Regions from separate parts of the Homo sapiens genome. Here region 1 is linked to region 2. The links are chromatin loops, found by intact Hi-C in ENCODE. Cell type or tissue: PC-9. All regions are shown on one strand. Each heading gives the region's core, and the rest is flanking DNA. Links, peaks and the distances in the headings are about the cores only. Region 1 has its middle 15 kb from the start of TM2D3. Region 2 has its middle 34 kb from the start of LINC02348.

Region 1 (2,914 bases), core at 87-2,586, 57 kb before region 2:
ACACCTAAAAGTATTGCTGAGAATTTTTAAAGTGGTAGAGTGCAGCTGGATTGCAGCATCTCCCTTCTCAAATACTTAAATGATAAACACACTGTAGGAAAAGCCAGCACCTCCTTCCTGCCCAAAACCAGCAAACAAATGAAAACTCCACAGCGAACAAGCAAAAGGATACAGCCAAATGCCAAAAACGTCAAAAAATTGTGAATACAGGGAAAAAAAATTATTGCTCAGGTGTGTAAGATTACTCCCGCAAATGGCCCTGCTGGCGCAACAAAACTCAGAAAGTCTCACTGGAGGCCAGACGTGGTGGCTCACACCTGCAATCCCAGCACTTTGAGAGTCCGAGGCGGGCAGATCACCTGAGGCTAGGAGTTCGAGACCAGCCTGGCCAACATGGTGAAACCCCCGTCTCTACTAAAAATACAAAACAATTAGGTGGGCGTGGTGGCAGGTGCCTGTAATCCCAGCTACTCAGGAGGCTGAGGCAGGAGAATTGCTTGAACCTGGGAGGCAGAGGCTGCTGTGAGCCGAGATCATACCATTGCACTCCAGCCTGGGCAACAAGAGCGAAACTCTGTCTCCAAAAAAAAAAAAGGTGGGGGGGTCTCACTGGTGAGGAAAAACAGGTTAATTCGGAGAAAGAGAGGTATCTATATCTTTCTCCTGTTACTGCTGGGGGAAGTGAAAAGGGCTGCTGGGAAGAGACCAGTGAGAGAGGGCTCGTGAACAAACAGGAGGGACTCTGATGGGTTCAGGGGTTCCCTGCTGAACCAGATAAAGGATCCAAAGCCTGGGGTGACCCCCAGGGGTCATTGCATCATTCCCTGGGGAGGAAACTTTGATTCAGGACATTTAGAAAATCCTAGTCAAGAAACCAGAGACCAGATATTCTAGCAAAGATATAGTCTCAGCTGAGCTTTTCCCTGCCTCACTCCTAGCTATCAGGGCACGGAATGTAGAATAGAACACAAAATACAACTTGCAAAATGCTCGAAGAGAAAACCAAGGGAATTTGTTCACATATTATGAAGTTGTCCTTTTACATGAGAACAAAATGAAATGACTCACCACCCACTAGAATGACTATAATAAAAGGCATTCTTAACCTGCCTGCGCAACGTAGTTACGCCTGTCTCTAAAAAAAATAAATAAAAATAAGCAGGTGTGCGCCTGTGGTCCCAGCTACTTGGGAAGCTGAGGTGGGAGCGATCTTTGAGCCCAGGAGGTGGAGTTACAGTTAGCTACTGAGGACTAAACTCTGACCTTTTTTCCCTCTTGCCCAAATTCCTATCTAAGGGGCTGGGGAGTTGCACCTTATAAAATCTCAAAGCAGTTTTATTTAACCCTATGTGATGTGGCTTACTTTCCAACCTGACTCTGGCATAACATCACATGACAGATAAATCAAAATATTTTAACCCCAAATATGTTTCTTTGCCATATCTTGAAATGGCCCCGCATAGCTGTCTCTTGGAAAAATCTACATTCTGCAAAGAATCCCCTTCCCTTTCAGGTCTTTTCCCTGACACAGCAGAGAATCAGTCACAAATCTGGCACCTTTTTCAGTCTAAGAAACATTTCCAATCTATTCTCTCTGAAGCTCGCAATCTGGAGGCTTCATCTGCATGATAAGAACCTTGGTCTCCACAATCCCTTATCATAACCCAGACACTCCCCTCTGTTGATTAGAGGTCTTTAGACAATAACACTTTCAACCAATTGCCAATTAGAAAATCCTTGAATCTACCCATGATCTGGAAGCCCCTGCTTCGAGCTGTCCTGCCTTTCCAGATGGAACCAGTCTGCATCTTACATGTATTGACTGGTGTCTTATGTCTCCCTAAAATGTATAAATTCAAGCTGTAGCCGGACCACACCGGGCACATGTTCTTAGGACCTCTTGATACTGTGCCTCACTCATATTTGGTTCGGAATAAATCTCTTCAAATATTTTACAGAGTTGGACTCTTCATCGACACTGTGACCACACCACTGCACTCCAGCCTGAGCCACAGAGCGAGACACTGTCTCTAAAAAATAAAAGAAAAAGAAAACACAATAACAAGTATTGATGAGAATGTGGAGAAATTGGAACCTTCATATATTGCTGGTGGGGATGTAAAGTGATGTAGCTGCCCAGGAAAACAGTCTGGCAATTTGTGAAAATGTTAAACATAGAGTTACCATGTGACTTGGGGAATCTTCTAGGTATACACCCAAGAGAAGTGGAGATATGTTGTGAAAGTTGTCAGCACCAAAATGGGGTCACTTAGGTCAAACCCTAGCAAAATGAATCCGGGAGGCCCTGAAGGAGGAGTACTCACGCACATGTACCTATGATAAGAACTATTACAAGGACTCCCTGGAAACCATAAACACTCCATGTTAAGCTGCTGCTGTGAAGACATCTCCCCAGCAACAGCCAGCGTGACCAATGAGGAGCTATGAGCTTCAACAGTCAAGAGTTTTTGTTTCAAACCAGCTTACATGACTTTCTCCTTTTTGTCTTTATAAAAGTTTGCCTTGACCCCAGCATCTTTGGGTGTTTCTTGGTTCATTGTGGCATGGGTATCTTGGATTGCAATCCCCCACCAATCCCAGATAAACTCCTTTGGAGAGCCTATCTGTCTATTGTTATTTTAGGTTTTAGGACATACACTAAAAAACTCGTTTACAGCACCATTATTCATAGTAAAAAAGTGGAAACAACCCAAATGTCCCACTGATGAATAATACATAAACAAAATGTAGTTCATTCATATAATGGAATACTATTTCATCACATAAAGGAATGAAGTACTGATACACACCATAAGGTGAATAAACCTCAAAAACACGGTGCTAAGGGAAGAAAGCCAGTTACACTTTAAGCTGGTAACCTTTACAGCATATAAATTACTTCTTAATAAAGCGG
Region 2 (2,914 bases), core at 307-2,806:
ACTGCCCTGTGGAATGTTCTGAGCCTTCCATGTGAAGAGTCTGTCCTGTCTTCCCTCTGCTCTGTTGGAGAGGCTCTCCATGGGTGTGTGTGTGTGTGTGTGTGTGTGTGTGTGCGCGCGCGCGCGCGCATGCACTCACGCACGCATTTCTGGGTCTTGTGGGCAACTTTTACCATGGCCCCTGTTCCATCCAACCAGAGGAGAAGGTTACATCTAAAGAGAATGGGAGCTCTGCCTATAAGCGGTCTCTGGTGACCTGTGAAAGTGGTTTACTGTTCACTTGACGCAGAAAACCCCCACAAAATCATGCACATCAAGAGTTTTAAATCTTTGTGTTCACTTTAAGAACACTCCTAGACCATGACAGGTGTGTGTATCTGGAAAGCCACCAAGTGTCTGAAAGGTGTATCTTAACCGAAGCAATGTGTGTCATTCTGTCTTATGATGGTGGAGTTGAGAGGTGTGCCCAGGCCAACAGTAGGGCTGGATGCAGGGTCAGTGGCTCCAAAAGAGTGTGGAATTTTTGCCACAGTTGCTTAAAAATGCAGAGAGTAATGCTGAACTTAAGGGTTTAGATATAAATTCTCTGGTCAATGAACATCTCTAGGTGAACAAAGTACCCAAGATATTAGATACCAAGGATCCAAAAGAGTATGGAATTTTTGCCACACCTGCTTAAAAATGCAGAGAGTAATGCTGAACTTAAGGGTTTAGATGTAAATTCTCTGGTCAACGAACATGTCTAGGTGAACAAAGTACCCAAGATATTGGCACCACCATATTTACAGAACTCACGGTGGGATTAACCCATACATGAACTCCCATGAGGTGATCCTTGCTGAAGAAAAAAAGAAAATTTGTTCCCAAGCCAGAAAAGGAGGTTGCACAGAAGAAAATGTATCCCAGAAGAATCTGAAGAAACAAACATTTACGGCGTGGGAAGAAGTTCAGCATAAAATAGATGCAAATAAAAGACTTAAAAGGGAAGAAAAAGAATGGCACATCCTTGACCAGAATCGGACTCAGATATTTGCCCCTCCACCTACATCTCTAAGCCAGAGAAACAGAAGTTCTCAGGCCGTATCAGAACTTTTCTGTAGCAATAACAGTCCTGCTGAGGTGGCCCGAGGAGCTGAAACAGACGAGCTTTGACGAGTTTAGCAGAAATAAGGAAGAGATGAGCTGATTGTTGGCAAGTGCACCTCTTCTCTCTGTCTGAAGCGAGATCTTTGAGACATTCTTCATCCATTCCCCGGGGACCTAGGAAATGAGCAGAGTCCCCCTCTATGTGTGTGCTTTCATAGAAGTGCCCGTTACACTTCTCCCGCAATTTACGGGACCACATCTGGTTGGCTATCTTGGTCAGCTTTAGGATATTGGCTCGAAAAAGGGTCATAAATTTTATTTTCAATTTTGTTTCTGTGGCTTTTATACTTTAATATGCCCTTGCAGACGTGCCGAGTGTGATGTTCCGGTTAAGGAGAGAAATGGCTGCTAGAGAGGAGTGCTCCACCTGGGAAAGGGTTTTTGGTCTCAGAAAGAATCCCTCTCTCCTTTGCGGGGGTCAGGCCAAGTTGGGGCTCAAGTTAGTGAGTGCGTGGTGTGGCCTTGCCGGTATGTCTTTTGTCTGGCCAGCTGTCTTTAGGAGGCTAACCCTCCTTCCTTTTAGTTGGCACTGACCCCACCTCTGGTGACAGAGTTTGAGACGTGACTCAGATCCAGCCAGTCAGATAATTTGACCCTCCTTGGGATGGGGAGAGACCATCGAAGCTGGGCCAGTCATTGCCTTCATTGGAGCTGCTGGGCAACAGGCTGCCCACCCCCTGGGTCCAGCTATGCCTGAAGCGCTGTGCTTTCCTGGAAGTCCCCATGACTCAAAGCAATAAGTCCCCCACCTGCCCCTAAACTTATAAGCTATTGTGAGTTGGAATTCCATCACTTGGAAATGAGTCATGAGTGACAAATGAGTCTTGAATACAAATCTGGGGTGTATGTTCGGAGTTCCCCGGGACAGCAGCACTGGCCCCCGACTCCCAGTTCTTCCTCCACAGAGGGGTGTTTGAACAGTGTTGGAAGAGGCTTAGCCATTCCATTCAGCCCACACCTGCCACGACAATCCCAGGACAGTCCTTCTGGCCCAGCCTCCGTTTTCTCTCCTATAAAATGAGTTGCTCAACCTTGAGACCTGTGAGAATTAAGTGGGAAACCAGAAATAACTCAAAACAGCAACGTCTGACAATCCCTTTTCTCTGATTCCGAAGGTCAAAGAGCTCTGAAAGGAAGGTTTTTCCTAGCTTTTTTTGATGGCCAAAACCTGACCCCATCTAAATGAACTGCCATGCAGCTGTCTGTGAAAGTCAGTTCCCTTCCCCACTTTGTGTTTCCTTATATTCTTTGATTTCCTTCCCCCAGAGCACTTCCAGCCGCGCCATTCAGCAAACGGAACTGAGCCTCCTGCTCTGTGCAGGGAAGTGAGTCCATCCCTATCTCCTGCCTTCAAGGAGGTTAAAACCATGATCAAGAAGTGGGGAGGGGGGCAGGGGGTCAGCTGCTGGCTCCCCACGCACAGCCCCTTTGTGGGCTCTTTGTCTTTCTCTCTCTCTCTGTCTCTCTCTATCACTGCGTGTGTGTGTCTCTCTCTCCCCCCTGGCACAGTCACACAGACCCTCTACACAAGGGGACACACATGCACACACATATGTACCCCACACACATATACATATATACACGTTCCTGGGAGATATGATCAAAGTTATTTATGGGTTCAAAGGAGTGAGTCCTGGCAGGGGTGGGCACTGCGGTGAGTGTGGCAGATGTTGGACCACCGCCCCTCCACTCCAGCATCCTTGGGGATATCCTCTGGGGGGCTGGAAAGTTCAAGCCCACGTTTCTCAGAACCACTTGCCTCTGGGCT

Evidence for each region. A loop is a pair of places that touch in the nucleus more often than their neighbours do. Peaks named below come from ENCODE experiments on the same cell type or tissue, not always from the same donor. Only the 100,000 strongest peaks of a DNase experiment are listed, where the experiment ranks them.
Region 1: a loop joins it to region 2, with 12 times the contacts of the local background. A loop is called at or near these places in 5 of 110 quality-filtered maps.

What each region holds. Positions count from the first base shown.
Region 1 is chr15:101,635,979-101,638,892 of GRCh38, reverse strand. It overlaps a transcript of TM2D3 not described here. Among named protein-coding and RNA genes, the nearest start is that of TM2D3, 15 kb to the left of the region's middle. In PC-9, for the core only: no CTCF peak of the experiment used is centred there; a DNase peak (open chromatin) is centred at 1,092; H3K27ac peaks cover 1,978 bases.
Region 2 is chr15:101,578,919-101,581,832 of GRCh38, reverse strand. No RefSeq gene overlaps it. Among named protein-coding and RNA genes, the nearest start is that of LINC02348, 34 kb to the left of the region's middle. RefSeq lists an enhancer at 1,344-2,543. In PC-9, for the core only: no CTCF peak of the experiment used is centred there; a DNase peak (open chromatin) is centred at 1,782; H3K4me3 peaks cover 393 bases; H3K27ac peaks cover 1,731 bases.